Linked DNA regions of Homo sapiens: region 1 is linked to region 2. A link is a loop called in an ENCODE intact Hi-C map of the cell type or tissue named here. Cell type or tissue: Calu3. All regions are shown on one strand. Links, peaks and the distances in the headings refer to the core of each region. The heading gives the core; the rest is flanking DNA.

Evidence for each region. A loop is a pair of places that touch in the nucleus more often than their neighbours do. Peaks named below come from ENCODE experiments on the same cell type or tissue, not always from the same donor. Only the 100,000 strongest peaks of a DNase experiment are listed, where the experiment ranks them.
Region 1: a loop joins it to region 2, with 5 times the contacts of the local background. A loop is called at or near these places in 2 of 110 quality-filtered maps.

What each region holds. Positions count from the first base shown.
Region 1 is chr12:110,302,799-110,318,680 of GRCh38, forward strand. All of the region lies in intron 5 of ATP2A2 (ATPase sarcoplasmic/endoplasmic reticulum Ca2+ transporting 2), which reads left to right. Among named protein-coding and RNA genes, the nearest start is that of ATP2A2, 29 kb to the left of the region's middle. RefSeq lists an enhancer at 11,835-11,914. In Calu3, for the core only: no CTCF peak of the experiment used is centred there; a DNase peak (open chromatin) is centred at 10,373.
Region 2 is chr12:110,239,675-110,255,556 of GRCh38, forward strand. No RefSeq gene overlaps it. Among named protein-coding and RNA genes, the nearest start is that of ATP2A2, 34 kb to the right of the region's middle. In Calu3, for the core only: no CTCF peak of the experiment used is centred there; DNase peaks (open chromatin) are centred at 6,017, 7,967, 8,087, 8,567 and 1 weaker place.

The DNA.
Region 1 (15,882 bases), core at 3,156-11,155, 62 kb after region 2:
ATATTGGCCAGGCTGGTCTCAAACTCCTGGCCTCGTGACCCACTCACCTCGGCCTCCCAAAGTGCTGGGATTACAGGCGTGAGCCACCGTGCCTGGCCTATTATTATTTTAGTTAAGCCCAGCTGTGTGAGACATTGGGCTCTTAAGTGCTGCTTGCTTTCGTCTTAAATTGTGACCTTTTTAACTGAGTAATGCAGAACAGACATCTAGGTTTAGAATGTATGTGGGCATTTTATTAAATACTGTTGTCATACTACTAGGCAGTGAGCACCTTAAGGACAGAACTGTCATATTGACTGTTGTAACGTTATCGTAAGTTCTCTATGAATGAAATTTGAAATCAGAAGTATATGATAGGCTCAGCTAATGTAAACATAGTTGCTGTGCAGAACAAACAGTTGAAGTGTATGTGTGTGTTCAATACAATTATTATTATAATATTATACAGACAGAGTCTTGTTCTGTCACCCAGGCTCTAGTGCAGTGGTGTGATCTCGGCTCACTGCAACCTGTGTACCTCCCAGTTTCAAGTGATTCTCCTGCTTCAGTCTCCCGAGTAGCTGGGATTACAGGCTTGGGCCATTATGCCTGGCTTGCTTGCTTTTTTGTTTGTTTGTTTGTTTGTTTGTTTTGAGACGAGTCTCGCTCTGTTGCCAGGCTGGAGTGCAGTGGCATGATCTTGGCTCACTGCAACCTCCGACTCCCTGGTTCAAGCGATTCTCCTGCCTCAGCCTCCCGAGTAGCTGAGATTATAGGCACGTACCACCACGCCCAGCTAATTTTTGTATTTTTTAGTAGAGACGGGGTTTCACCGTGTTGGCCAGGATGGTCTCAAGCCCCTGACCTCGTGATCCATCCTCCTCGGCCTCCCAAAGTGCTGGGATTGATTACAGGCATGAGCCACCGCGCCCAGCCACGCCTGGCTAATATTTTTGTATTTTTAGTAGAGGCAGAGTTTGGCCATGTTGGCCCGGCAAGTCTTGAATTTCTGGCCTCAAGCGATCCACCTGCCTCAGCCTCCCAAAGTGCTGGGATTACAGGCGTGAGCCACTGCACCTGGCCTTCAATACAATTATTGAATGCCAGATTATTAGTATATTCAAGGTCTGTGTGATCCTCATTATTATCTTAATTCCAGAACATTTTCATCACCCTCAGAAAAACCCATACCCATTAGCAGTTGTTGCCCTGTTTTCCTCCCACCAGTTCCTGACAACCACAGTTTATTATCTGTTTTGTGGATTACTGTCTGTTTTTCTGGATATTGCATATAAATGGAGTCAATCTTGGTGACTGGCTTTCTCTTAGCATAGTGTTACATTTCGTTCATGAATATAGCATGTATTTCATTCCTTACTGCTGAATAATGTTTATTAGTTGATGGACATTTGGGTTGTTTCCAGTTTTGGTCTATTATGAGTAATGAATAGTGCTATAACTTGTACATACATGCTTGTACTAATTTTTGTGTGAACATAACATTTTCTCTCTGTTAGGTATGTACCTAAGCATGGAATTATGGGGCCTATAGTGACTCTATACTTAACATTTTGAGCAGCTACCAAACTGTCTTTCAGAATGGTGGTGATATTGTTCTACATTCCCACCAACAATGTATACAAGTTCCAGTTTCTCTACATCCTTGTCAAGACATGTCATTGTCTATCGTTTTAAAGTTTTACCCAGGAAGTGAGTATCATTGTGGTTTTGACGTCCGTTTCCCTAATTTCTTAATGATGTTGGGCATCTTTTCATGTGGCTATTGTCCATCGGTGTGTTTTCTTTGGAGAAATGCCTGTTTAAATTAGGTTATTTGTCTTTTTAATGTTGAGGTATAAGAATTCTTTACATATCCTGCCTTATGAGGTGTGATTAGCAAAATTTTTTCCCCATTCTATAGGGATTCCTTTTTTTCACTTTCTTGATGGCATACTTTGTAACATACAAGTTTTTAATATGATAAAGTCCACTTATACATTGTTGTTGCTTGTGCTTTTGGTGTGATGTCTAAGAAACTGTTGCCAATTGAAGGTCACAAAGACTTTATATATTAGCCAGTATATATGATCCAGGCGTCGTGGCTCATACCTATATGATCCCAGCACTTTGGGAGGCTGAGGCAGGAAAAACCACTTTTTTTTTTCTTTTTGAGACGGAGTCTTGCTCTGTTGTCCAGGCTGGAGTGCAGCGAGTGGCATGATCTCGGCTCAGTGCAACCTCCGCCTCCTGGGTTCAAGCGATTCTCCCGCCTCAGTCTCCCGAGTAGCTGGGATTACAGGTGCACACCACCACACTCAGCTAATTTTTGTATTTTTAGTAGAAACGGGGTTTCACCGTTTTGGCCAGGCTGGTCTTGAACTCCTGACTTCAAATGATCCGCCTGCCTCAGCCTCTCAAAGTGCTGCGATTATAGGCAAGAGCCACCATGCCCAGCCTAGGAAAAAAACACTTTTAAATTAGCCAGGCAAGGTGGTACAGGCCTGTAGTCTCACTACTCAGGAGGCAGAGGTACGAAGATGACTTGAGCCCAAGAGTGGAGGCTGCAGTGAGCTACTATGATCCTGCCACTGTCCTCCACCCTAGGCAACAAAGCAAGACCTTGCCTCTTTAAAAACAGCAACAACAGCAAAAACTATGGTGTGAGGTAGGAGATCCAGCTGCTTTCTTTTGCATGTGGATATTTAGTTGTCTCAGCACCATTTGTTGAAAAGATTTCTTCACTAATTTGTCCTGCAACCTTTGTGAAAAATTAATTTACAAATGCAAGAATGTATTTCTAGACTCTATTCTTACTCCATTGATCTCTGTCTTTAGGTCAGTACCATACTGTCTTGATAGCTAGCTGTCGTTTTGTATTTTTTGAAATTGGGAACTTGGGAGTGTAACTTTGTTCAAGATAATTTTGGGCATTCTGGGTTCCTTACATTTACATATAAATTTTTAAGAGTTGCTTGTCAATTTCTGCAGAAAGCAAGCTGGTATTTTCAGTAAGAATTGTGTTGTATCTATAGATGAGTTTGGGAAATATGGTCGTAATATCAAGTCTTTGGATCCATGAGCATAGGGATGTCTGTTTTTTTTTTGTTTTTTTTTTTTAAGGTCTGTCATTTCTTTCAACACTGGTTGTCAGTGTTCAAGTCTTGTGCTTCTTTTGTTATTGCATTTTTGGCGGGGGGAATATTTGTAATTGGAATAATTTTTTGTAACTTGAAATTGGCCTATTGGTGATATTTATTTATTTATTTATTTTTGAGACGGAGTCTCGCTCTTTCACCGCTATGACAGGCTGGAGTGCAGTGGCACGATCTCTGCTCACTGCAAGCTCCGCCTCTCGGGTTCACGCCATTCTCCTGCCTCAGCCTCCCCAGTAGCTGGGACCAGAGGCGCCTGCCACCATGCCCAGCTAATGTTTTTGTATTTTTAGTAGAGACAGGGTTTCACCATGTTAGCCAGGATGGTCTCGATCTCCTGACCTCGTGATCCACCCGCCTTGGCCTCCCAAAGTACTGGGATTACAGGCGTGAGCCACCGCGCCCGGCCTAGTGATATTTATTTTTAATTAAAATTTTTAGATTCAAGGTACATGTGCAGGTTTGTTATGTGGATTTAATGTGTGATGCTGAGGTTTGGGCTTCTGCTGATCCTGTCATCCAGATGATGAGTATAGATGATGAGTATAGTACTTCACAGATAGTTTTTCAGCCCTCGCCCCTCTTTCCCTCCCACTTTTTGGAGTGCCCAGTGTTTATTGTTCCCATCTTAATGGCTATGTGTACTCAGTGTTTAGCTCCTACTTACAAGTGAGAACAGACAGTATTTGGTTTTCTGGGTTAACTCACTTAGGATAATAGTCTCTGGCTGCATCCATTTTGCTGGAAAAGACATGATTTCATTCTTTTGCATGGCTGCGTAGTATCACATGGTGTATATATACCACATTTATTTTTGAGATAGGGTCTCACTCTGTCGCCCAGGCTGGAGTGCAGTGGTGCGATTTTGGCTCAGTGCAACCTCCACCTCCCAAGCTCAAGCCATCCTCCCACTTCAGCCTCCTTGTGAGTTCAGGCCATCCTCCCACCTCAGCCTCCTTGTAGCTGGAACTACAGATGCCCACCACGCCCAACTAATTTTTGTATTTTTCGTACAGATAAGGTCTCACCATGTTGCCCAGGCTGGTCTCGAATTCCTGGGCTCAAGTGATTCACCCACCTTGGCCTCCGAAAGTGCTGAGATTACAGGTGTGAGCCACCACGCCCGGCCACAATTTCTTTTTCTTGGGATATATACCCAGTAATGGGATCGCTGGGTTGAATGGTCATTCTGTTTTTAGTTTCTTGAGAAATCTCCAAACAGCTTTCCACGGGGGCTGAACTAGTTTACATTCTTGCCAGCAGTGTATAAGTGTTCCCCCCAGCCCCACCACCTTTTTTTTTTTTTTTTTCTTTTTTTTTGAGGCAGGATCTCAGTCTGTTGCCCAGGCTGGAACACAGTGGCATGATTATAGCTCATTGAGCCATGGCTTTCCAGGCTCTAGTGACCCTCCCACCTGAGCCTTCCAGGTTAGCTGGGACTGTAGGCACACACCACTATGACAGGCTCATTTTTAAATTTTTTCGTAGAGATGAGGTCTTACTATGTTGCCCTGGCTAGTAGTTGAATTCCTGGGCTCCAGTGATCCTCCCACCTCAGCTTCCCAAAGTGCTGGGATTACAAGCGTGAGCCACCGTGCCCAGCAATAATAGTCACTCTGACTGGTGTGAGATGACATCTCATTGTGGTTTTGATTTGCATCTCTCTACTAGTGATGTTGAGCATTTTTTCCTATGTTGACTACTTGATTGTTGTCTTTTGAGAAGTGTCTTTTCATACCCTTTGCCCACTTTTCAACAGTGATTTTGTGTGTGTGTTTGTGTGTGGATTTAAGTTCCTTATAGATTCTGGATATTAGTCCTTTGTTGAGTGCATAGTTTGCAATTATTTTCTCCAATTCTGTAGGTTGTCAGTTTACTCTGTTGATAGATTTCTTCTGCTGTGCAGAAACTCTTTCGTTTAACTAGGTCCCAATTGTCAAGTTATTTGTTGCATTTGCTTTTGAGGCTTAGTCATAAATTCTTTGCTTAGGGCAGTGTTGAGAAGAGTATTTCCTAGGTTTTCTTCTAGGATATTTACAGTTTGAGGCCTTACATTTAAGTCTTTAATTTGCCTTGAGTTAGGAATTCTTTTTTCAATTTCATTTTCAGATTGTTCTTTGCTAGCGTGTAGAAATAGTTTTTTACGTATTGATCTTGTAGTTTGCCATCTTGCTGAACTCATTAGTTAGTTTTAATAGTTTTTATGGGTTCCTTAAGATTTTCTATATACAAGATCATGCATTTGCAAATGAAAATGTTTTTACTTCTTTCTAGTCTGGATGCCCTTTATTTCTTGCCTAATTGCCCTGGTTAGAATCTCCAATACAACGTTGAAGTACCAAGAGCAGACATCCTTGTCTTACTGATCGTAGGGGAAAGCATCCAGTCCTTCACAGTGAAGTGTGACATAGGTGTGGGTCTCATAGGCGGGTGCCCTTTATCATGTTGAGGAAGCCTAGTTACAGCTGTAATATTTAGGTTGTCAGTATACTCTGGTGACCTTTCATGGTGTTTGTAAACTTATATGCAAATCAGAAATGATAGTTTGCTGGGTTACTAGGACCAGCAGGTCATTGAATTGGGTAAGATATAATTCTAAGGCATTTGCAACTATTATATGGAACATTTTGGAAAAGCATACCGTGACTGTATAACCTGGGCCAGATAAATAGGTATTTATTTTATTAAGACTATACACGTTGAGCCTTTTAAACTTCCACCTCTTTTAGAATTAGTAATCAAATTGACTGTGCAATCTAGCATTTAGCCTGATAATTCAGTTTTGTGAAAACTATAGAGTGAACTTTAATTCTGAATTTTTTCTTGTCAGTCGAAGGTACTATTTGCGTAGCCTGAAAGATTAAATGGCATAAATTGTGCTTTTAGACATGGTGACTTTTATATTTTCATTTACATTATGAAATTGGATGTGAAGGGGTTTTTCAGATGTGTTGGAAAACTGGAGAGTGTTGTAAACTAATTCGAAGCTGAAAATAAAAAAGTACTGACTTAACGATTTTGATATTTGCAGAAAGGAACAGACCTTTTTGTAGTCACTGTTTGGAATGTAAGGGTCATCTCCTGACTTTAAAATTCTTTGTCAGCTTTTGGAAGATATCTGGTAGGATGGTTCTGGCTGAACTTTTCAAAGACTAAGCTGGAATAGGTGGTTTTTTGAGGGAGATATGGAGAGAGAGTTTAAGGAAACTAATTTTTTTTTTTTTTTTTTTTTTTTTTTTTTTTTTTGAGATGGAATCTCACTCTGTCGCCCAGGCAGGAGTGCAAGGGCGTGATCTCAGCTCACTGCAACCTCCGCCTCCTGGGTTCAAGCGATTCTCCTGCCTCAGCCTCCCTAGTAGCAGGGATTACAAGTGCCCGCCACCACACCCGGCTAATTTTTGTATTTTTAGTAGAGACAGGGTTTCACCATGTTGGCCAGGCTGGTCTCGAACTCCTGGCCTCAAGTGATCCGCCCGCCTCAGCCTCCCAAAGTGCTGGAATTACAGGTGTGAGCCACCATGCCCAGCCAGGAAACTAAATTTTATATGTTGCTATACCAGCTAATCATTCCAAAGAGAAACTGGGTAAGCATACATAGCAAATGCTAATGTGAGTCTTAAGTATCTAGAACACAAGAGCCAAATGAAATTGATATGGCAAATAAAAACATGGAGAAAATAACCCGCACATAGGCTGTGCTCAGTGGCTCATGCCTGTAATCTCAGCACTTTTGGGGGAGGCCAAGGCATGCAGATCACTTGAGTCCAGGAGTTTGAGACCAGCCTGGGCAACATAGTAAAACCCCATCCCTACAAAAAATACAAAAATTAGCTAGGCGTGGTGGTGCGTACCTGTAGTCCCAACGACTTGAAAAGCTGAGGTGGGAGGATCACCTGAGCCCAGGAGGTCGAGGCTGTGGCAGTGAGCTGAAATTAAGCCACTGCACTCCAGCGTGGGCAACAGAGTGAGACCCTGACTCAAAAAAAAAAAAAAGAGAAAGTGACCCACATGTTCACCTCTTAAGAAGCCACAGTAATTCTACATTATCTTAAGGCCAAGAAAATATTTCTCCGGATGGATGGAAACCAAAAGTAGTGAAGTTGTACATAATCTTATAAGAAATGAACGTCATTGTTTTTAAGCTTTCTGTATTATCTGCTGACATGAAAGTGAATCAAGCTATAATAGCCTAAGTCATTTCTGTTTTCTTTTTTTCTTTTTCCTTTTTTTTTTTTAAAGTAGAGACGGGATTTTACCATGTTGGCCAGGCTGGTCTCGAACTCCTGACCTCAAGTGATCTGCCTCCCTTGGCCTCCCAAAGTGCTGGGATTACAGGCATGAACCACCGTGCCCGGCCATGGTTTTGTGGGATGTTTTTTTGAGACAAGGTCTCCCTGTATTACCCAGCCTAGTCTCAAACTCCTGGGCTCAAGGGATCCTCTTCCCTTGGCCTCCCAAAGTGCTGGGATTACAGGCATGAGCCACCATTCCCAGCTAGAAGTCTTAGTTTTAGAATTTTGGGGCTTCTAGTATATGCCGCAGGGGTTATTTATTGACTTCTTAAGAACACTGTTTTCAGGGTTGTTTAAAACAAACTTTATGTATCTTGGTAACCCAGGGTTGATGAATAGCACCAGGAAATAAATATTCTCAGATGACTTCTGTCTTGTAGTATATACTCTGGAGCGAATCATCTTTTAAGATTTAAGTAGTGGAAGCAACACAATCTTAAAATTGCATTTGCTTTAGCACTTGTACAGAAATTGATAATTTTATTTCCTAAAATGAAGACTTAATAGCCAACAGGGTGCCAGCAATTTCAAGATTTACTCGGGAATAAAAAGAATAATTCTTAAACTTGACAGCAATTTAAAGGAAGAAAACTTTCAATTTAAAGGAAGGAAACTTTTACTTCAGACAGTTAACATGCAGTACTGAGATTTAGTAGCAGGTATAAACTGCTTTTGAAGCAGTTGAGTAAAAGGCAGAGTTGTGAAATAGATGAGTGGATTCATATAAGAACCTGGATTATGATCCTAGTTCTGCATGACATTGGACTATGTACATTAACCTCTGCAGAATTAGGTAATTGGAGTACTGTTTCAAGGAGCTTTCTTGCTCTAAAAAGTGTGATTTAGATAGTATGGCCATGAGTCCATGTGGACTTTTTTTTGCTTTTAGAAAGCTGTTGGGGTTGGAATTGACTGGCTTTAAACATTTAGCAAACATTAAATGCTCTTTAACACAAAACAGAGTAGTCAGTCTGCTGTAGAGCAGAGGAGTTGGCATACTATCTTTGTGGGTTGGTTGGTTGGTTCGTTTGTTTATAGACATGAGGTCTCACTGTGTCACTCAGGCTGGTCTTGAACTCCTGGCCTCAAGTGATCCTCCTGCCTTAGCCTGTAATCCCAGGTCTTTGGGAGGCGGAGGCGGGTGGATCACAAGATCAGGAGTTCAAGACCAGCCTGGCCAAGATGGTGAAACCCCCGTCTCTACTAAAAATACAAAAATTAGCCGGGTGCAGTGGCAGGCACCCGTAACCCGTAATCCCAGCTACTCGGTAGGCCGAGGCAGGAGAATTACTTGAACCCAGGGGGCAGAGGTTGCAGTGAGCCAAGATCGCGCCACTGCACTCCAGCCTGGGGGACAGAGCGAGACTCCATCTCAAAAAAAAAAAAAAAAAAAAAAAAAAACGCTGGGATTATAAGTGTGAGCTATAGCGTCCAGCTAATATTTTGGGTTTTGTGGGCCACAACAATCTCTGTACCAAAGTCTTTTGTAAAATATGAAAAGAGAATTGTTTAAAAAAAAAAAAAAAAAGGTGTTGGCTGGGTGCAGTGGCTTATCCCTGCAATCCTAGCATTTTGGGAGGCCATGGCAGGAGGATCACTTGAGCCCAGGAGTTTGAGACCAGCCTGGGCAACATATTGAGACCTTGTCTTTACAAAAAAAGTTTTAAAAACTTGCATAGTGAGGCTGGGAGCCATGGCTCATGCCAGCACTTTGGGAGGCTGAGACGAGGTTCACTTGAGCTCAGGAGTTTGAGACCAGCCTGGGCAACATGGAAAGACCCCGTCTCTAAAAAAATAAAAAATGAAAATTTGCTGGGCATGTTGACGTGCTCCTGTAGTCCCTGCTTCTCGGGAGGCTGAGGTGGGAGGATCAGTTGAGCCTGGGAGGTCAGGGCTGCAGTGAGCTCAGATCGTGCCAGTATGCTCCAGCCTGGGTGACAGAGTGAGACAGAGTAAAACTCTGTCTCCCAAAAAAAGTTCGGGGGGTGGGGAGCCTTAAGATTTTGCACACTGCTTAGATCAATGTTTCTCTAACTTCATGTGTGCAGGAATTACCTGGGGATGTTGTTAAAATGTATGTTTTGATTGGTTCAGTCTGAAATGGGGCCTGATTATTCTGCATTTCTAATAAGCTCCCAGGTCAATAATTTGAGTAGCAAGGCTCTAGAGCAGATCTTAATCATTTCTAGATCACAGTCCCTTTGAGAATTAATGAAATTTATGGACTTTCTTCCCCAAAAACATATATTGAAAATCTTGTGTGCAACTTCAGGAGGTTCATTTGTCCTCCTCCTCAGAAAGTCCACCTCAGGATTCTAGCTATTTAGTTTTGAAAACTGAAGTACAGGCCGGGCATGGTGGCTCATGCCTGTAATCCCAGCAATTTAGGAGGCCAAGGCAGGCGGATCATTTGAGCCCAGGAGTTCGAGACCAGCCTGGCCAACACTGTGAAATCCCATCTTCACTAAAAATACAAAAATTACCCGGGTGTGGTGGTGGATGCCTGTAATCCTAGCTACTTGGGTGGCTGAGGCACGAGAATCGCCTAAACCCAGGAGATGGAAGCTGCAATGAGCCTAGATTGCACAACTGCATTCCACCCTGAGGGACAGAGCGAGACTCTGTTGCAAAAAAAAAAAAAAAAGAAAACAAAACAAAAAAGAAAAATTGCTTTAGTTGTTCTGTAAATCCTGGAAGCTATACCTCTGTTTCCAAAGCCAAGGTATAAATTATTACTCTAGAAAACGGATAAGCAGAAGAGCAAAATAGTCTAAAACAAAAATCAGCATAGAGAGTTTTTGAGTTTGAGAGCCCCTGAGCACTGTCAGAATAGCTAAGACATTAAGAACTGTGAGAAATGAGAGTTCTCCTCAACCATCAGACCATGATAGGCCAGTTGATCTTGAAGCCTGACCTGATTTCATGGGGCTGGCATTTCCTTCCTGATTTCCTGTAATCACCTCCTCTCTACTCCCCATGATTCAGTGGTAGTCACAGTACCAGGAAGTGCCAACCTTTTCATTCTTGCTACTGAGATGAAGATTTTGGAAAAAGGAGAAGAAACCATGTGGTTTGGGAACCACCTTTCCTTTTTTTTTTTTTTTTTTTTTTGATACGGAGTCGCTCTGTCGCCCAGGCTGGAGTGCAGTGGAATGATCTCGGCTCACTGCAAGCTCCGCCTCCTGGGTTCACGCCATTCTCCTGCCTCAGCCTCCCCGTTAGCTGTGACTACAGGCACCCACCACAATGTCCGGCTAATTTTTTGTATATTTTAGTAGAGATGGGGTTTCACCATGTTAGCCAGGCTGGTCTCAAACTCCTGACCTCAAGTGCTTCATCTGCCTTGGCCTCCCAAAGTGCTGGGATTACAGGTGTGAGCCACCGCTGCTGGCCATGGGAACCACCTTTCCTAAGCATTAACACCAAACCACCTAGATGGGCAGATTTAACTGTGACCAACTTTTATATTAAAAGATAATGGAACTTTTTTTTTTTTTTTTTTTTTTGAGACAAAGTCTCGGCTCTGTCACCCAGGCTGGAGAGCAGTGGTGCAATCTTGGACCACTGGAACCTCTGCCTCCTGGGTTCAAGCGATTCTTCTGCCTCAGCTTTCCCATTAGCTGGAATTACAGGTGTGCACCACCCCACCTGGCTATTTTGTATTTTTTTTTTAGTAGAGACGGGGTTTCACCATGTTGGCCAGGCTGGTCTTGAACTCCTGACCTCAAGAGATCCACCCACCGTCAGCCTCCCAAAGTGTTGGGATTACAGGCATGAGCCACTGTGCCCGGCCGATAATGGAACTTTTGAAAACCAAGGGCTTGGTGGCCGGGTACACTGGCTCATGCCTGTAATCCCAGCACTTTGGAGGCCGAGGCGGGCAGATCACCTGAGGTCAGGAGTTCGAGACTAGCCTGACCAACATGGAGAAACGCTGTCTCTACTAAAAATTCAAAATTAGCTGGGCATGGTAGCGCTTGCCTGTAATCCCAACTACTTGGGAGGCTGAGGCAAGAGAATCACTTGAACCCAGGAGGCAGAGTTTGTGCTGAGCTGATATCGTGCCATTGCACTCCAGCCTGGGCAGCAAGAGTGAAACTCTGTCTCAAAAAAAGAAAAAAAAAAAAAAAGTAAAACAAAGGGCTTGGCATTATCAGTGCCAGAAAAATACAAGATTGAGAGAATGGGGAAACAGGAGGGACATAAACTTGGTGGGAGTATACATTTGTATGCAAAAGTAAAAGATAACAGACGAAGATGTTAACCCTGTAACACCGTAAAAGGAAATGTTAGAAATAACTAGATAGCCATAAAAATAGAGGATGATTCATTTAGTTCATGGTATGGTTGTGAAATACTGTGGCCTTGAACAAGTACCTTTTAGTGTCTCATTTTCCTCATCTATAAACAGGGAGGGAGTAAAGATAATAGATCCCTCCTTAGAGTTGTGAAGATTGAATTAGTAACCTGTGAAGCTGTTCCAGCAGTACCTGGTCTAGAAATAATAGTCTCAAAATTTCATTGCTTATTATTACTATACAGCCACTTTTTAAAATGAGACAGGTATGTATAAATATAAAAGGTCTAATATTGTTTTAGTGAATGTTGTACATAAAGAGATGTCCAGAAAATCCAGAAGATACACTTTTTTTTTTTTTTTTTGGAAATGGAGTCTCGCTCTGTCGCCCAGGCTGGAGTGCAGTGGCATGATCTCAGCTCACTGCAAGCTCCGCCTCCTGGGTTCATGCCATTCTCCTGCCTCAGCCTCCCAAGTAGCTGGGACCACAGGCACCCGCCACCATGCCCGGCTAATTTTTTGTATTTTTAGTAGAGACGGGGTTTCACCATGTTAGCCAGGATGATCTCGTTCTCCTGACCTTGTGATCCGCCTGCCTCAGCCTTCCAGAGTGCTGGGATTACAGGCGTGAGCCATCGCGCCCGGCAATATACTGTTAACTGTATATATATCTGTTGAAAGAGGGGAAGAAGAATGGTGTTTGACCTTTTAAACGTGCATTTTTCTTTTGTGATAAAAATCTCTGTTGGTAGGTAGGCTGGAGTACTCTAACATTGCTTAGTGCATGGTTGCCTTTGCAACATCTAATGAATTGGTTACCTTTCTACCCCCATAACTCTAGTAACTGGAAACTTGCTTAATGATCAGTGTCATTTTTTTAGTCAGTTCATTATAAAATATTCCTTATGAGCTAAAATATATTTTGTCTGTTGTGTATGTTAGCTTTTTTAATTTGGAGCCACATAGAAATCTGATTTATCACCAGTTTAGATCTGAAGGGGAGCTTATGAAACCTTATTTTAGGGGATGAGAAGACTAAAACTCAGAGTTTGTAACTTATCCAGGAGCATGTGGCAGTTTGTGGCAGTACTAGGACTGTCAAATGTTAGCAGTATAGCGTATCCTAAAATTTTTATTTTTGGCCGGGTGCGGTGGCTCACGCCTGTAATCCCAGCACTTTGGGAGGCCTAGGTGGGTGGATCACTTGAGGTTGGGAGTTCGAGACCAGCCTGGCCAACGTGGTGAAACCCCATCTCTACTAAAAATACAAAACTTAGCCGGCCGCATCGGCACACGCCTGTAGTCCCAGGTATTTGGGAGGGAGGCAGGAGAATTGCTTGAACCCAGGAGGCGGGGGTTGCAGTGAGCTGAGATCACGCCACTGTGCTCCAGCCTGGGTGACAGAGCAAACAAACAAAATTAGCTTGGTGTGGTGGTGGGCACCTGTAATCCCAGCTACTCGGGAGGCTGAGGCAGGAAAATCGCCTGAACCTGGGAGGTGGAGGTTACAGTGAGCCGAGATCATGCCACTGCACTCCAGCCTGGGCAACAAAGCTAGTCTCCATCTCAAAAAGTAAAATAAAATAAAATGTTTATTTCCAAGTTAGTCTTAGCATTTGTTTCAAACGCTTTACCATCTTGGTAGTTCTCTTTGGTACCCAGATTGAATGCAGTTATGTAAATGGAGTCTGGTTGTCATTCTAGACATTTTTTGTCTTCTGACAGTCTATGGAAATTTCTTTGGCAGTCTTAATTACTCTACCAGCTAAAACTACAGTCTTTCTTAGGTGTTCTTCCCATCCCCCCATTCCTAAATTTCTAGACTTTTACTGGCATAGATTATTTTGGTTTTAGTCTAAACGTAGAATTTAAGCAACTACCATTATTGAACCTCATTTAGCTTAACCAAAGCTGTTATCTCTTTGGACCCTGATTTTTTATTGTTTCTAGCTTCGTGATGTTCTTCAACTTGGTAATTAGAAGTCTTTTGCTACATGTATACTAAAGGAAATATGTGTGCCAAATGCTTTATTCATTGACAGATATTTTATTTGACACCCACTGTGTGCCAGGTATAGTGGTAGGGCTAGGAAATCAGTGATGTCTGAGTGACTCTGCCTTTATGGAGCTTTTGGTTTTAGTGGGGAAGATTCATGAAGACCATGCGAGTGTAAGGAAAGGACAGGATGCTCTGTGGGCACACAGTGAGGGATGCCAGCCTAATCTGGGAGTTAGAGGAAAGCCTTACTATTTATGGGAGAAGAAAGGGTATGTGAAGGCCCAGAAACAAGTTAGAGGAACTGAAGAGCATAGTGTGTGATGCTCAGAGGGAGGTGAGAGGGTGACAGGCAAACAGCACTTGGGTCATGGAGGCTGTTATAAGCCCGGGTTGGGATGCCAAAGAAGCTGTTGAAAGATTTTAAAACAGGAGGAGATCACGTTTGCCATTTTAAAGACAGTACTGTCTAAGAAACAGATTGGGAGCAAACCACAGTAGTATAATGGGGTATTGTGTAATGTTCCTTCCCTGTTCACCGTGAGGCCTGGAAGTAGTTTAAAGTAGTCAAGTAGAGCTTCTCAAATGAAGAATTTCATTCAGTCTCTGCTAAACTACAAAATTTATGACTCAAATTGGAAACACGGTGAAAATTTTGAGTCACAGTTAAATGTTTAAGTAGTTTAAGATAAATCTGTTATGCCTTGTGTTTCCTAGGAGCCATTTAGATTCAAAAACAACAGTGGCATTTAGAAGGTAATTTCTGGTCTTAAATAGTGTTTTTCTTATAAAAGATTTTAATAACTGGTGTTTGCCACAATAAATTAGGTTTTTAAAATGCATAATACAATTGATTAATAAAAAGGATTTTTTAAAAAAATAATGCTGATTTTTGGTTTGTTTGGGTTTTTTTTGAGATGGAGTCTCACTGTGTCACCCAGGCTGGAGTGCAGTGGCGCAATCTCAGCTCACTGCAACCTCAGCCTCCAAGTAGCTACAATTATAGGCGCCCGCCACCATGCCGGGCTAATTTTTATATTTTTAGTAGAGACGGAGTTTCACCATGTTGGCCAGGCTGGTCTCAAACTCCTGACCTCAAATGCTTCGTCCGCCTTGGCCTCCCAAAGTGCTGGGATTACAGGTGTGAGCCACCATGCCCGGCTTGAATAATGGTAGTTTTAACCATCAGTATTTATATTTGACATAAGTGGTACAAATAATGTTTCAGTATCATGGCTTATAAACGTTTGCATGGAGTTCTAAAACGTGGCAAACTGATAATTTAATGAACTCTTACTTGAACTCTTGTGCAAGTATACTGTGAGGATTTTGTTCTGATTGGAAATCTTTATTGTAATAGCAAATTAAAGAGCTGTGGATTTTCAAGAGCTGAATTTGAAAGGTGTCAGATGTTAAATGGAAGGTAATTCAGAGTTTATTCTTTTATTGTACCTGCCTCCACCCAAAGAGTCAGAGAAAAACATTTGGAAGAAAAAATTGCAGAGCATCCCTTTGGCAAGAGTAAGAATTTTCCACTACCACTTGCCCTAAGAGCATTGACATGCCTCACCAGGGAAATGTTACAGGATGTGATCATCGGAACAGCCTAGCCTGCTCTTCATGCACAAAATCCTTTGTCTGAAATTCACAGAAGCCTCTCCAGACAAAGGGAAATTGTTGTGTCTTCACTTGAAAAGTATTCGGTGGACCTTTACTTTCATGAACCTTTTAACTCTAAGAACCTGTTTTCCTAATAGAGTCAACCCTAAATTGACTCTGATATCAACAAAAGGAATGTAACAGTCACACAGCAAGTTAAACAAAGGTTTTCATTAATTGAGCTTCCTTAGAGAAGGCTACTTTTACTTCCTAGCCTGAGTTCCTGTGCATAAAATGAAGAGGACATTGGTTGGTCAAGATGATGTGATGGTCCCTCTAGCTAAGAAAATACTAGAATATGGCAGGTTCGTTGGTTTGTTTTTGAGATGGAGTCTCGCCCTTTCACCCAGGCTGGAGTGGCGCAACTTCGGCTCACTGCAACCTCCGCCTCCAAGGCTCAAGCGATAGTCTTGCTTTAGCCTCCCAAGTAGCTGGGATTGCAGGCACCCACCACCACACCCGGCTAATTTTTGTATTTTTAGTAGAGATGGGGTTTCATCATCTTGG
Region 2 (15,882 bases), core at 4,354-12,353:
CCCGGCTAATTTTTGTATTTTTAGGACAAGATGGGGTTTTGCCATGTTGCCCAGGCTGGTCTCTAACTCCTGGCCTCAAGTGATTCACCCACCTTGGCCTCCCAAAGTGCTGAGACTACAGGTGTGAGCCACAACGCCGGGCCTCAGTTTGCTAATATTTTCATGAGGGTGTTTTACTTCAGTGTATGAGATACATTGGTCTGTAGTTTTCTTATGTCTTTGTCTAGTTTCCTACCTTACTTTTTATCTTTGCTTTGTTCCTTTTGATCATTTATTGCATAGAATGATCATAATTTTTTACTTATTCATCCAACTTTCTTTATGGAACACCTGTTCTATGCCAAACACTATTTTAGGCACTGGGGATCCCTTATGGAAAAGACAAAGTCCTTCTCTTATGGAGTTTATATTCTATGGGGTAAGACACAAAAAATTAAATAAGCCAGAAAATATCACATAGTAGTAAATTAACATCTTGTCCACTTTAGATGAGATGCATAGGGCAAGTTTCTCTGAAGATGTGTCCTTTAAGCTGAGGTATGATAAGAAGGAGCCATCCATAGACCGATATGTGAGAGAAGCATTCCAGACATAACATGCTATTAACTCATACAGAATCCACAAGGTAGGAAGAAGTTCTTTGTGTTTGAGAACCAGCAGGATGGCCAGTGTGGCCATGGCAGAGTCAGGGAAAAATGATATAAAGTGAGGTAGAAAGCCGCTCGGCATGCTGGAGGGCACCTGTAATCCCAGCTACTTGGGAGGCTGGGGCAGGAGAATTGCTTGAACTCGGGAGGTAGAGGTTGCAGTGAGCTGAGATCCTGCCATTGCACTCCAGCCTGGGGAACAAGAGCGAAACTCTGTCTCAAAATAATAATAATAATAATAATAAGTCAGGTAGGAAAAATGTGCAGAGTCCAGCTTATGGAGAGCTTTGTAGCTAGGATAAGGAAATTGGATTTTATTTTTATTTATTTATTTATTTATTTATTTTTTGAGAAGAAGTCTCACTCTGTCACCCAGGCTGGAGTGCAGTGGTGTGATCTCAGCTCATTGCAACCTCCGCCTCCCAGGTTCAAGTGATTCTCCTGCCTCAGCCTCCCGCATAGCTGGGATTACAGGCATGCACCACCACGCCAGCTAATTTTTGTATTTTTAGTAGAGACAGAGTTTCACCATGTTGGCCAGGCTGGTCTTGAACTCCTGACCTCACGTGAGCCAACTGCCTGGGCCTCCCAAAGTGCTACTGAGAAGACCTTGAAAGCTATTAAGCAAGGAAGGTGACATGAACTGATCTGAATTTTAAAAGATCACTAACTTTGAGTAGAAAATGGATGGTGTAGGGGTCGTAGAATGGAAGTAGGCAGGTCAGTTGAGGAGGTCATTGTAGAGAGATGTTAGATGATGATGGCTTAGACTAGGACAATTGAAGTAGAAATAGAGAGAAGTGGACAGCTACATGGTGTTTTTTGTGGAAATAGAGTCAATAAGACTTTCTGCAGGGTTGGGGGGAGTCACAGAAAGGGCTATCAGCAATGACTTTCAGATTTTTTCATGAATTGAGTTAGAAAAGATTAAGGGAGAAGCAGACTTAGGTAGGGCAGGTCAAATGAAGAGTTCTGCTTTGTCCATGTTAAGTACCCGTTAGACATCCAAGAGGAATTGTCAGGTAGGAGCTACATTTATGAGTCTGGCATTCCAGAGAGAGGTCAGGGCTGGAGATAAAGATAAATAAAGATTTTGGAATCAATAACGTATAGGTCTCACCACCCCTTTCCACTCACACCTCCATCCCTCTGTGCTCTCTTGCGTTTCCCCCAACAGTCCTCTCTCAAGCTATTTTCTTACAGCTTCACATTTCTTCCAGACCAGGGAGTCTTCCCCAATTTTGTCATTCTCTGGAAACCTCTCTGTTATGGAACCTGCCCATACCACCTTTACTCCTCAGCCTTGCAATTGTTGCTTTTCATTTATGTATGAAAACATGCAATTACCCAGATAAACTGAAAGGGATGAGCAGGGGTGGGGGCAGATTTGGATACTAAGAGGAGCTGATGAAGCTCCTCTTCAGATTTGGATCGGCTCTGAAGTCACTGCTAAGTGGTGGGGACGGTGGAGCCTGAAAAGAAAATGGAATGGGGAGTTAGCACACGAGTGGGTTTGTTGCTACTCTCTTTGAGGCCAAAAGGATTTTTTGGTACCTTTCTTAGGGATATCATAGTTTGAGATACCATGAAAGATGTTCAGGCAGAGCCTTTTCAACGAAATCACCTTGCTGTGGTCTTCACAGAGTCTAGTTAATAGAAGTTTTGCACTGGCTGGGTGTGGTGGCTCACTCCTGTAATCCCAGCACTTTGGGAGGCTGAGACGGGCGGATCACTTGAGCCCAGGAGTTCGAGACCAGCCCTGGCAATATGGTGAGTTCTTGTCTCTACAGAAAACAACAATTTAAAAAAAATAAATAGGCATGGTGGCACACCCCTGTAGTCCCAGCTACTTGGGAAGCTATAGTGGGAGGATCGCTTGAGCCTGGGAGGTCAGTGAGCCATGATGGTGCCACTGCACTCCAGCCTGGGTGACAGAAAGAGGCCATGTCTCACACACACACTAAAAAAGTTTTATACTATCTAGGGCCGGGCACACTGGCTCTCACCTGTAATCCCAGCACTTTGTGAGGCCAAGGTGGGTAGATTACTTGAGGCCAGGAATTCAAGACCAGCCTGGCCAACATGGTGAAACCCCGTCTCTACTAAAAATACAAAAAGTTAGCCAGGAGTGGTGACGGATGTCTATAATCCCAACTGCTCAGGAGGCTGAGGCAGGAGAATCACTTGAACCCGGGAGGTGGAGGTTGCAGTGAGCCAAGATCACGCCACTGCACTCCAACTTGGGCAACACAGTAAGGCTCCATCTCAAAAAAAAAAAAAAAAGTTTTGTACTATCTAGGATGGTGGTTATAGTAGCACAACAGTGTGAATGTACTTAATGCCACTGAACTTACATTTTAAATGGTAATTTTATATTATGCTTTTTTTTTTTGAGACAGAGTTTCACTCTTGTTGCCCAGGCTGGAGTGCAATGGCGCGATCTTGGCTCACCGCAACCTCCACCTCCTAGGTTCAAGTGATTCTCCTGCCTCAGCTTCCTGAGCAGCTGGGGTTACAGGCATGCACCACCACTCCCGACTAGTTTTGTATTTTTAGTAGAGACGGGGTGTCTCCATGTTGGTCAGGCTGGTCTCAAACTCCTGACCTCATGTGATCTGCCTGCCTTGGCCTCCCAAAGTGCTGGGATTACAGGCATGAGACACCACGCCTGGCCTATTATGCATATTTTTACAATAAAAAAAATTTGAAGATCTGGAAACTGGATCCTAGGACCTAGAATATTTCTCTGGCCCCCAAACTACCTGTTTTTCTGTTATCAAGGGATCCAGGAGACCCAGATGCTAATCAGGAGCTCTTATGGGAGCCTGGAAAGCAGCTGCAGACTCTAAGGGTATCTTGACTTCTACCTGTGTAAGTACAGTTCTGTGTGGCCAGCTAACTGGCCAGGAGACTGTGTCTCTGTTCTTGTCTGTGTAATGCTACATAAGTACTGCCAAATTCTTGGGTACGGGGGGTTTCTCCTTGTGTCAGTATCTTGCAGACCATTTCCCCATTTGTTGATACTCATTCTTTAGTCTAATTAGAGGACAGTTGAGTGTTGTGCAGTTTTCTCAGATTGCCCACAGTAGAGGAGGTGCGCTGGCTGTGGTGATGCAAGAGCAACAGTTATCATGTAGGATGGGCAGAAGGTCCCCAGTGGTTGAAAGCTCACAGTCGCCTCAGCTACACACTTTTCTTTTTTGAAACAGGGTCTCGCTCTGTAATCCAGGCTGGAGTTCAGTGGCGTGATCATGGCTCTCTGCAGCCTCAAACTCCTGGGTTCAAGTGATCCTTCCACCACAGCCTCCTGAGTAGCCGGGACTACAGGGACACGCCACCATGCCCAGCTCATTTTTTAAATTTTTTGTAGAGATGGGGCCCCACTATGTTAACCAGGCTTGTTATGCTTTTAAAATACTTAAGACCTGACAATATCATTTGAAACCAAATCACTCCATTTCCCTCTCTTTATATCTTAAGGAAAACAGAGGCATCCTTTCATAGCCTTTGAGAGTCACAAAATTTGGGCGGCAAGAAATGAAGGTTGGCTGGACATGGTGGCTCACACCTCTAATCCCAGCACTTTAGGAGGCCGAGGAGGGTGGATCACTTGAGGTCAGGAGTTAAAGACCAGCCTGGCCAACATGGTGAAACCCCATCTGGCCAGGCGCAGTGGCTCACGCATATAATCCCAGCACTTTGGGAGGCCGAGGCGGGTGGATCACCTGAGATCAAGAGTTTGAAACCAGCCTGGCCAACATGGCGAAACTCTGTCTCTACTAAAAATACAAAAATTAGCCAGGTGCGGTGGTGCACACCTGTAATCCCAGCTACTCGGGAGGCTGAGGCAGGAGAATCACTTGAAACCGGGAGGCAGAGGTTGTGGTGAGTCAAGATCACACCACTGCACTCCAGCCTGGGCAACAGAGTGAGACTCCGTTTCAAAAAAAAAAAAAAGAAAGAAACCCCATCTCTACTAAAAATACAAAATCAACCAGGTATGGTGGCACACGCCTGTAGTCCCAGCTACTTGGGAGGCTGAGGCAGGAGAATCGCTGGAACCCAGGAGGCAGAGGTTGCAGTGAGCCGCGATCACGCCTCTGCACTCTGGCCTGGGCAACAGAGAGAATCTCTGTCTCAAAAAAAAAAAGAAAGAAAGAAATGAGGGTGGCTCTGCAGAAGTCTCTCTGCGTGAAAGGGCAGTGGAGATCGCCCACAGTGTGTGGAGCTGCTGGCGTTCATGCCGAGCCGTGGGCCCTCATAGAGCTGGTCCTGAAGGTTCAGCAGCTGTTCGGCATAAGCCACTTCAATCCGCTGGCAGTGAGTTTGGAGAATCTTTTAGCTTTGCTCCTAAAGGTAGATTCCAGGCGGTCTCAGAAGAATGATAAAGGGAGGGAGAAACAGGGCAGATGAATAAGAAAAAAGCTAGAAAAAGATTTGTATTGATGCTAGAAAAAAATGAAAGCTCTTTGTGGGTTTATTTATGCAAAGTAGAGTGCAAATACCTTGACTTGGCTGTTATTTAGGACCTTCCCTCCTCCCCTGATTACCTTCCAAACTGACACACACACCCCAGAGCAATTCAGAGCTCTGGTCTGGAAAATCTTCCCACTGAGGCGTCAGTAGCTTGCCCTGTGATGACAGGTTTAATGGTTTTCTATCTCTGCATTCCACTAGGACCACCTACCCAGAGGCCACGCCCTACTGACCCGGTTAGCCAGAGCCTGAGACTAAGCGTGAGCACACAGAGGGCAGTACCAGTGCAGGCGCCGGGAGAGCTGCGTTTTGCTTTGAGTGAATCGCTCTGGTTGGCTGTGTGGCCATGTCCATGTTGCTTGCCCTCTCTGTAATTCAGGGTCCCAAATTATATAATGGGACTGATGGTTCTTGTCTCCTAGAAATGTCATGAGAACAGAGTAAATTATTGGTCTTCACCTTTTTTTTTTTTTTTTGAGGTAGGATTTCCTAGGCTCTCTTATACCAGAGAAGAAAATGTCCTTAGAAGACATTTAATCAGAGAATAGACAGAGAGAAGGCAAACTTGCTCACAACCTGCCTTGAAGTCTCTTACATGTCTCCTTCCAGAGAAGTCCAAGGGAATCTTCAGTAATTGCTGGACAGCAACCTGGAGTAGGGGGTGGAGGTGATGTATTTTTCTTTCTTCCAGTTTCCCCTTCCAGTCTGATCTCTCTTTGAGTGACACTGATTGGGGTGGGCCAAGGGTCATGGGTGAAAACGTCCCCGCTGCTCAGGTCTGCTTATTGGATAATACACCCATCAGCCTGCCCTCTCCGTGGGCAAAGCCCCAGCCTTTGTATTGATGTGTGTTTGATTGTTTAAAGGCAGCCCTGCTGGCTCAGTGCCCCCTGCTGGCCTCCATCTGTGGCAAAGAGCACACAGCCAGAGAGCAGCAGTCACTGAGGGCAGGGCCAGGGCAGCACCAGGCTTCCCAGTCACCTGCCTGCAGTGCCCAGGAACTCACTGTCAACTCCTTGTCCTTATGAAAGTTCCTCGGGTTCTCCTTTTCATGATTGTATTAATCTCCTGTTGTAACAAATCACCACAAATCCAGTAGCTTAAAACAACATGAATGCATGATCTTCCATTTCTGGAGGCCAGAAGTGCAAAGTGGGTCTCACAAGGCTAAAATCAAGGTGCTGGCTTGGCCGTGTTCCTTCTGGAGGCTCTAGAGGAGAAGCCATTTCCTTTTCTTTCCCAGCTTCTAGGGGCTGCCCATATTCCTTGGCTTGTGGCCTCTTCCTCGTCTTCAAAGCCCGTCGCTCCAGCCTGTTTCTGTCCTCACGTGTCCTCCCCAACTCTGACCCTCCTGCCTTCTTCCTGTAAGAACCTTATGATTAAGTTGGGCCCCAGCCCTGTCTGTCCTTGGGTTTCTAAGGATTTCTCAGGAATGGAAGTGCTGTTCCTTGTCAGCTGGGAGCCAGTGGGATAAGTGCATTGATTAGGAAGTTTCCTGAGGACAGGAGGCACCCAACCTTACAGGCCTTTGACACCCTCCCGCCCAAAGCAGTTGATGACCAGTGAGAGGACTGAGAGTCCAGAAATAAAAAGAAGCGGGACCCCATATGTCTGGATTATAAGAAACTCAATTGATAAGGATGAGAGCAGGCAAACGGGCTGATGTCACACACAAGCAGCCTGATCAACGACCTTCTCCCTTGCCCCAATTCTGGAATCACTTCACCAAAGCACCACCATGCTTTCCATCTCTTAATGCCTTTATTTTTAGTTTGGGGTATTTTCTATTGTTTGAAGGTTGCCTTGCAACCCGTTCGCCTGGAGGGTTTAAACAATATAGAGTTTCTTTGCTGAGCAGCAACAGTAGCCAAGAGAGACTGAATATAAACTTTTAAGTCTATTTTCTCAGGGTTCCTCCATCAGGAATGGCTTTAAACAGAAGAGCGCACTCCCCTGGCTTGCCTCTCCCTGGGGGAGGGGAGAAGGGTAGCTGATGGAGAACATTTTGTGTTCTCTTATCTTTCATCCTAGTGGAAGGGGATAAGCACCAGAATAGGAAAACAAAATATCTGGCTATTAATATACTCTAAGTCCTCCAGCACATGGATTGGGTTTGTTTATTTGTGAAAGGGAAGGATGCTTTTCTCTGACCTTTGTAAGCGCTTCTGCCAGCTGGGAGGGCCCTGGCAGAGGGAGTGCCCTCCATAAGGTGAAGGGGCCAGGGGGCCAGGGCCTAGCTTCCTAGGAAAAGAGAAAACCCTCAGACTTTTCTCAAGAAAAGTTGCTTTTCAGGATCAACCTGCTTCAAGCCCCAGCAGTGTCATCCAGGAAAAAAAGAGAGAGAGAGAGAGAGCAAGCAGGAGGATTTCTCACGCAAGAGCCAGAGTGTCCCCACCTCCCCACCAGACGTGTATCTCTGTCACCCTGTTTGTACCTAACCTGGGGAACCAGAGAACTGGGCAGCCTTGCCAGAAGAAAGAACACACAGGTTCCTCAAGACACCCACTTATATGGCAGTAAGCAAGGCTAAAAAAGGAGTGTTCCCCTGCCCCAGAGGACAAAGGCTGGCAAGAGGAAGGCACGCAACACTGCCCAGCTCAGGCTCTGCACTGTCATTCTGTGTTTCCCTCGGACCCTGTAGTGGATTGAACCAAGGAGTGCCCTGGAGTAGGTCATCATTTTCTGGGCGGCTAGTTAATGATAAGCTTTCAGCTGGGAAGGAGCCAGAAGGAAAGAGGCTTCCTCAGGGGGCAGGAGCACGCAGGCCTCCAAGCCCCACACCTGCTGTGTCATGTCAGAGGTGCCAGAGCACCCTTTGACTGCCTGAAGAGGTCTCGGCTTGCCACCCACCAGGGTCAGGTCGTCTCAGGTCCCCGGGGAGGTTTGACTAGCCAAGAGCCCCAGGCAGAGGCACCAGGAGAGGAGAGCAGCATTGGCAGGGCCTGCCCTCTCCCAGAGCAAACAGGGACAAAGGTTGGTGTACTCACGGCTGCCTCTCCCATCCTGCCTGTGCCTGCCCGCCACACCAGATACTCCAGGTTGTCCCAGCATTGCTACATTAGGCAGGAATCTGTCATCTCTGCCTGCTGGGTCACTCATTACCCCAGATCCAATTCCCAGGCAGGGAAGTTTGGGGCATCAGAGCAGCGGAGAAGGCTTTGGCATTCAGGAGCTTTAAAACAGAAAAGCTGTCGTGTCTGTACCTGTTCAGTAGGGAGCCAAACGTGTTTATTGCATGTGTTATGATGCTATCGTGAAAGTATGCATGAAAGGAAATAATTTGTAAGCTCGCTACCCTGCCTGTCTGGAAAAGTGGGGCCCTCTGTGTAAACCCCAGCTCTGCAGGCATTCTGAGAGCTTGAACATTCCTTGTGACTATTTCTTATACTACATTTCACTGCCACCCCAGTGTGTTTGAATTTGTCTCTGCGCCAGCAGGTCGGAGTACCCATTGGGATTCTCTGTGAGAATTCAAACAAGTTGGAGGCGCTGAGGTTGCCAAGTGCAACCAGGTCTGGCACAGACTTGGCGTGAGAGAGAGCAGGAGCAAGAAGGCTTGGACATCATGAATCACTGAAGCCCTGGCCCATATAGCCTTCTTGTTTGGGATTAGTATAGAAGTGTTGTTTTTCCTTCTTTATACCTGAGAATGGCCTTCAGCTGCTGAAATGATGATATTTATCAAGGTAGTACTATACTAAGAACTGAATGAATGATCTCATTTACCTCCCACCTCAAACCCATGAGATAGATACAGATGAGGACCCATGCTCAGAGAATTTGAGTAACATGCTTAAGGTGACCTCCTACTTCATCTGCAGTTATTTTGTTTGTTTGTTTGTTTATTCATTTGAGATGGAATCTCACTCTGTTGCCCAGGCTGGAGGGCAGTGGCACAATCTCAGCTCGCTACAAACTCCACCTCCCAGGTTCAAGCGATTCTCCTTGCTCAGCCTCCTGAGTAGCTGCGATTACAGGCGTGCACCACCATGCCTGGCTAATTTTTGTAGTTTTAGTGGAGACAGGGTTTCACCATGTTGACCAGGCTGGTCTCAAACTCCTGGCCTCAAGTGATCCACCCACCTCAGCCTCCCAAAGTGCTGGGACTACAAACATGAGCCACCTTGCCTGGCCTCATCTGCAGATAAGACTTGCTAGCACCCTATTCTGAAAGGAGAGGAAGAAAGAAGATGAGGATGAGTATTTCTGAGGGCTGTAGTTGTGTACTGGTTTCTTAGAAGCTAGGGCCCTCCTGATTTATATTCCATGGGGCTGTCTGAGGAAGTTGTTTAGCTTTTGAGGTGATAGATGAGGGCTGGGTCACTTCTGTTTGCAGAGTGTGGGCTGAAGGGTAAGTCAGGACATTTCTCCTCTGGTCCCCATCAGGGACTCACAGGCTGACTCCTGTGGCTGTGTTTATATCATCATTTTTAAGGCATCAGTACCAGCATGGCAGCTCTAAGCTCCCTCTTCCTTTTGCCGTCCTCCATGTGGAAAGAAGCCAAACGGGAGAACTTCCCCAACCATTTCCCCTCAGTGCAGCTGGTACCAGCTTGAAACCTAAGACACATAGCACTGCAGCCCGGCCAAAGCATGGCTAATCCGTGTTTCTTTAGACACAGCAGGAAGCTGCTCTGTGGCCTGGTGTCAGGAACCATCTCAGGGCCCATGGGTGTTCTGCTTCCTTGGTTTGACCCTGAGGGGTCAGCTGGCAGGTGAAGCCCATCAACACTGACTCTGTAGACGGGGACTATCATCAGCAGCTTATGGAAGAGAGGGAAGAGGATGTCTGGGATTTGAATCTTTTACTCAGGGCCTTTTCTGGAAAAGCAGTCTCTTTGGAAAAGGAGGATGATAGAGGAGTTTCCATAAGGTGGAAACGGCTCCCTCCATGTGTGACTGTGAGAAGGGAGTGTCGGTCCAGTGCCATGTCCCATTCCAACAGGTGGCCTCCAGTTGCCATCAGTGCCCTTCGCCATGCCTTCGTCCTGGGGGTGGCCTGCAGTGTTGGTAGGGGACCCTGCCTTTCCTGGCCATCCCCATAGGCCACAGGCCCCTCCAGTATGCTGCTCCTGCACGGTGCCCAGAGCCTGTTCCACCCCGCCAGGCACCTCTGTCCGTCACATCGGCTGCACACATCAGCTCTGCCCCACTCTGTGTTTCTGAATTACTCTCACTGGCAACCAGCACAAGCTCTGCCCTCCCAGTGTCCTGATATCCTCTGGTTAATAAGCAGCTCACATAAAGACACCAAGAGCTGTTGCAAGTGGTAGAGAAAAGCCACAGCTCTCTGAATACAGTCCAGGAAGCCCTGGACTTGGCCCAGGAACTTGGTGGCTGTTTCTGTTCTCTGCCCCTTGGTAGCCTTCCTCACCGGGTATAAAAGGGAGAGAAGCTTGAATCCTTACCCTGAGGCATAGGAGACTACAAGGCAGTGAGGGGCTTATTAGTCAATGAGAGACTTTTGCTGAAGCTGGACGACCCTTCCTGGAGGAGTCCTCTTTTCTAAAAGAAAACAAATTCCTGCCCTTTATTCTTTCAAATCTACTTCTAGAAAAGTCTTAGAGTTCCTGTTAATTCAAACACCAATCTCCCACCTTCCCTCTCTCCTGTCTCTATGAGCTGCCTGGGCGGCACACTTCCTACCCACCTGCTCACTCCCTCCATCTCCTATACTGTTTTATCCCCTGGAGTTTGGAGATGTCCCTGTGGAAGGGGACAGTGGGGAGTGTGTGCCAGATCCCCCCCGCCCATTGTCACCTTGGTCTGAATCCAACCCCACAAGGGGAGCTGGAGCCGTCTCCCTGCATCTCCCTGGGCCTGCCCATTGTCAAGGTCCTGGTCACCTTTGAAGCCTCCTGCAGGGATCCCCAGTGCCAATGGAGCCTTTTCCAAAGCCCAGTAGCATGACATTTTAGACTTGGAAATCCCTAGACAAATAAATCTCACTTAATCCTCACCAAGTTGGCCCCCAGTGGAGACAATTGCTTAGCCAAGTTTATCAGGTACCACTAGTTCTTGCAGCAAACATTCCTTCTGTTCCAGGCATTGTGCTCGGGTTGGCAATACAGGATAAACAAGACAAGGTCCCTGTCCTTGCGGAGCAACCAGACCATCAGAAGAGACACACATAAAACAGAGGGGCCTGCTCATTTTGCATGCCTCATACCCAACATTTCTCCACTCTCACAGGCTCTCCAAGTCCCTACTCTTGCCATTTCCCAGCTCTGTAATGTAAATGGCTTACTGTATGCCTCAGGCTCCTCATCTGTAAAATGGGGTTATTAATAGTATCTACCTCGCCTGGGGGCGGTGGCTTATGCCTGTAATCCCAGCACTTTGGGAGGCCGAGGTGGTTGGATCACGAGGTCAGGAGTTCGAGACCAGGCTGACCAACATGGTGAAACCCTGTCTCTACTAAAAATACAAAAATTAGCTGGGCATGGTGGCCCGCACCTTTAATCCCAGCTACTCTGGAGGCTGAGGCAGGAGAATCACTTGAACCCGGGAGGCAGAGGTTGCAGTGAGCCGAGATCGCGCCATTACACTCCAGTCTGGGCAACAGAGCGAGACTCCATCTGAAAAACGTAAAAATAATAGTATCTACCTCATAGGGGTGCTGTGAGGATTTAATGAGATACCATATTTTAAGGCACATAGCAGTGCCTGGCGAGTAGGGCTAAGTCAGCGTTGGCTGCTGTTATTTTCTCTGGAGGATAATATTTGCCAGGGAGAGCAGTGGAATCAGGCAGAACTGGACTGCAATCCTGTTTTCCCCACACATTAACAACTGTATTCTTTTGGGCAAAACAATCTCTCAGCATCAGCTTCGTGGGTAAAGACAAATTACTTCATAAGAATAAACTCAGGCCAGCCAAAGTGCCTGGGTGACAGAGCGAGACCCTGTCTCAAAACAAAACAAAACAAACAAACAAAAAAGAAGAAATTCAGGCCGAGCGCATTGGCTCATACCTGTAGTCCCAGTACTTTGAGGAGCTGAGGCGGGGGATCGCTTGAGCCCAGGAGTTTGAGAGCAGCCTAGGCAACATGGTGAAACCCCATCTCTAAAAAAGTACAAAAATTAGCTGGGCATGGTAGTGAGTGCCTGTAGTCCCAGCTACTCGGGAGGCTGAGGCAGGAGGATCGCTTGAACCCAGGAGGCAGAGGGTTGCAGTGAGCCGAGATTGTGCCTCTGCACTCCAGCCTCAGCAACAGAGCAAGACTCTGTCTCAAAAAAAAAAAAAAAAAAAGAATAAATTCCGGCCGAGTGTGGTGGCCTACACCTGTAATTTCAGCACTTTGGGCAGCCAAGGTGGGCTTGAGTCCAGGAGTTCAAAACCAGTCTGGGCAACATAGCAAGACCTCATCCCTACTAAAAAAAAAAAAAAAATTAGTTGAGTGTGATGGTGTGTACCTATGGTCCCAGCTACTTGGGAGGCTGAGCGGTGATTGTGACACTACAGCCTGGGCAACAGAGTGAGACCCTGTCTCAAAAAAAAAAAAAGAAAAAAGAAAAGAAAGAATACATTCACTGATCTATGTGAATATGTGAAAGTACCAAACACATAGCAAGAGCTCAGCACATGCAGCCTCCTGGGATTTTTTTTTTTTTTTTTTTTTTTTTTGAGACAGAGTCTTGCTCTGTCACCCAGGCTGGAGTGCAGTGGTGGGATCTGGGCTCACTGCAAGCTCCACCTCCCGGGTTCACGCCATTCTCCTGCCTCAGCCTCCCGAGTAGCTGGGACTACAGGCGTCGGCCACCACGCCCGGCTAATTTTTTGTATTTTTAGTGGAGACGGAGTTTCACCATGTTAGCCAGGATGGTCTCAATCTTCTGACCTCGTGATCTGCCTGCCTCGGCCTCCCAAAGTGCTGGGATTACAGGCGTGAGCCACCGCGCTCAGCCCTCCTGGCACTTGTTGAGGCTCTGAGGACCCAAGGCGCCAGGAAAGCAGAGGAGACTCAGTATCCAGTGCCTCCCATAGGAAATGGCTCCCATTCCCCAAGTTAGTCCCAGAAGCTGGACCCTCCCTGATTTGGTCCTCATTCTCCCAGAGAAGCGTGTTCCGTGATTGACTGTGTCCCCTCCCTCTGTCCTCTGTGCCTCTGCACTAAGTACCAGGAGGCCCTCGTCCTGTCCACACTCAGCCATCGCTCGGCCGGAGATACACATGCAGCTCCTCTAATCTTTCCCGGCAGCTCAGCCACCCCGCTCCCCTCACCCCCCATTCCATCCCTTGTTCCCCTTCCTCCTTAATCAAATTAAGGGAAAGAAGAGGATTTAGATAGGGTTGCTAAATATATTTCTGTTCAGGGGAGGGAGAAAAAGAGAAGAGTTTGGAGGAGGAGATAGAGTGTGAAATTCCTTAATAGAATGTGCTCTGAGAGCCTACTTTCTCCAGAATAAGCCGTGCAATCACCTATCTGGATAGAGTTTTCTCTTTGGCAAAGTGCTTTCACATACATTATCTCATTAAGATATGGGCCGGGGTGGCAGAGTGCCCACTCCCCGGAAAGGTCTGCCGAGGCCACTGGGCCTCGTGAGCTGGCCTGACCCTGGTCTATATATTTCACAGGACACCCTGGCCCCAAAGGGGTGACTCGGCTTTCTGTGGAGCATGACACCAGCAGCCGGGCTGCTGACGTCTGGAGGTCACAGTTTCCCTCTGTGTGTTCTCCCGACAGCAGATTCTAGATCTTTTTTAAAGTTTCACTTTTGAAAAACCAGAAGAGTGCTTATTTTAGAAATCTTTGAAAATACATTAAAGAATAAAGGAGAAGAATCATTCATAATCTACAGTTTAACTACTGGTAGTATTTGGGGCAAAACAATCTCTTTGTTTTTGAAATGCACACATATCTTTATGCATATGTGTGTAGGTTGGAAGATGGGGTTATATGCACACATATTGTTTGTATCTTGCTTTTCTATTTATTATTTTTGTGTTCCAGTTCATCAAAAATTCTTCTGAAATGTTATTTTAAAATCGCATGAATTACAAGGGCTGGGCACAGTAGCTCATCTTTGTAATCCCAGCACTTTGGGAGGCCAAGGCGGGCGGATCACCTGAGGTCAGGAGTTCAAGACCAGCCTGGACAACATAGCGAAACCCCATCTCTACTAAAAATACAAAAAATTAGCCAGGCGTGGTGGCAGGCGCCTGTAGTTCCAGCTACTCAGGAGGCTGAGGCAGGAGAATGGCATGAACCCGGGAGGCGGAGCTTGCAGTGAGCTGAGATTGCGCCACCGCACTCCAGCCTGGGTGACAGAGCGAGACTCGTCTCAAAAAAAAACCAAAAAAATTAGCCAGGCATGGTGGCATGTGCCTGTAGTTCCAGCTACTTGGTAGGCTGAGGCAGGAGAATTGCTTATACCTAAGAGGCAGAGTTGCAGTGAGCCAAGACTGTGGCACTGCACTCCAGCCTGGGCAACAAAATGAGACTCTGTCTCAAAAAAAAAAATTACCTGGGTGTGGTGGCACATGCCTTTAATTCCACCTACTTGGGAGGCTGAGGCACAAGAATCACTTGAACTGGGGAGGTGGAGGTTGCAGTGAGCCGAGATCATGCCACTGCACTCCGGCCTGGGTGACTGAGTGAGACTCTGTCTCAAAAAAAAAAAAAAAAAAAAAAAAAGAAAGCATGAACTGGAATTTTTTTCATTATAAAAAATTATACATGTCCTTTTCTTTCTTTCTTTTTTTTTCTTTTGAGATGGAGTTTCGCTCTTGTCGCCCAACTAGAGTGCACTGGCGCAATCTCAGGTCACTGCAACCTCCGCCTCCCAGGTTCAAGTGATTCTCCTGCCTCAGCCTCCCAAGTAGCTAGGATTACAGGCATCCACCACCACGCCCAGCTAATTTTTATATTTTTTAGTAGAGACGGTTTCACCATGTTGGCCAGACTGGTGTCGAACTGCTGACCTCAGGTGATCCACCTGCCTTGGCTTCCCAAAGTGCCGGGATTACAGGCGTGAGTCACCATGCCCGGCCACATGTCCATTATTAAATAATCATTGCTCATATTTATCTAGTCTTTTTTTTTTTTGGTTTTGAGACAGGGTCAAGTGTAGTGGCATGGTCACAGCTCATTGGAGCCTCAACCTCCTGGGTTCAAGTGATCCTCCTGCCTCAGCCTCCCGAGTAGCTGGGACCACAGACACACACCACTACACCCAGATAATTTTTGTATTTTTTTGCAGAGACAGGGTTTTGCCATGTTGCCCAGGGTGGTATTGAACTCCTGGCCTCAAGCAATCTGCCCACCTCAGCCTCCCAAAGTGCTAGGATTACAGGCATGAACCACCACGCCCGGCCTTACCTAGTTGTATAGTAAACCAGGAACTCTCTGCTAAGCAGTTTACATAGATTATCACATGTGATTCTCACAGCAACCCTCTAAGGTAGATCTCCTGGCTTCAAGTGATCTCCCGCCTCAGTCTCTCAAGTGCTGAGATTACAGGTGTGAGCCAGCACACCTGGCCCAATGACTTTTTTTTTTTTTTTTTTTTGAGACAATGTCTCGCTCTGCCCAGGCTAAAGTGCAGTGGTGCAGTCACGGCTCACTGCAGCCTCAAGCTCCTGGGCTCAAACAATCCTCTCACTCTTAGCCTCCTGAGTGGCTGGGACTACAGATGTGTGCTACCATGCTCGGAAATTTAATTTTTTTTGTAGAAACAGAGTCTCACCATGTTGCCTAGACTAGTCTCAAACTCCTGGGTTCAAGCAATCCTCCCACCTTGGCCTCCCAAAATGCTGGG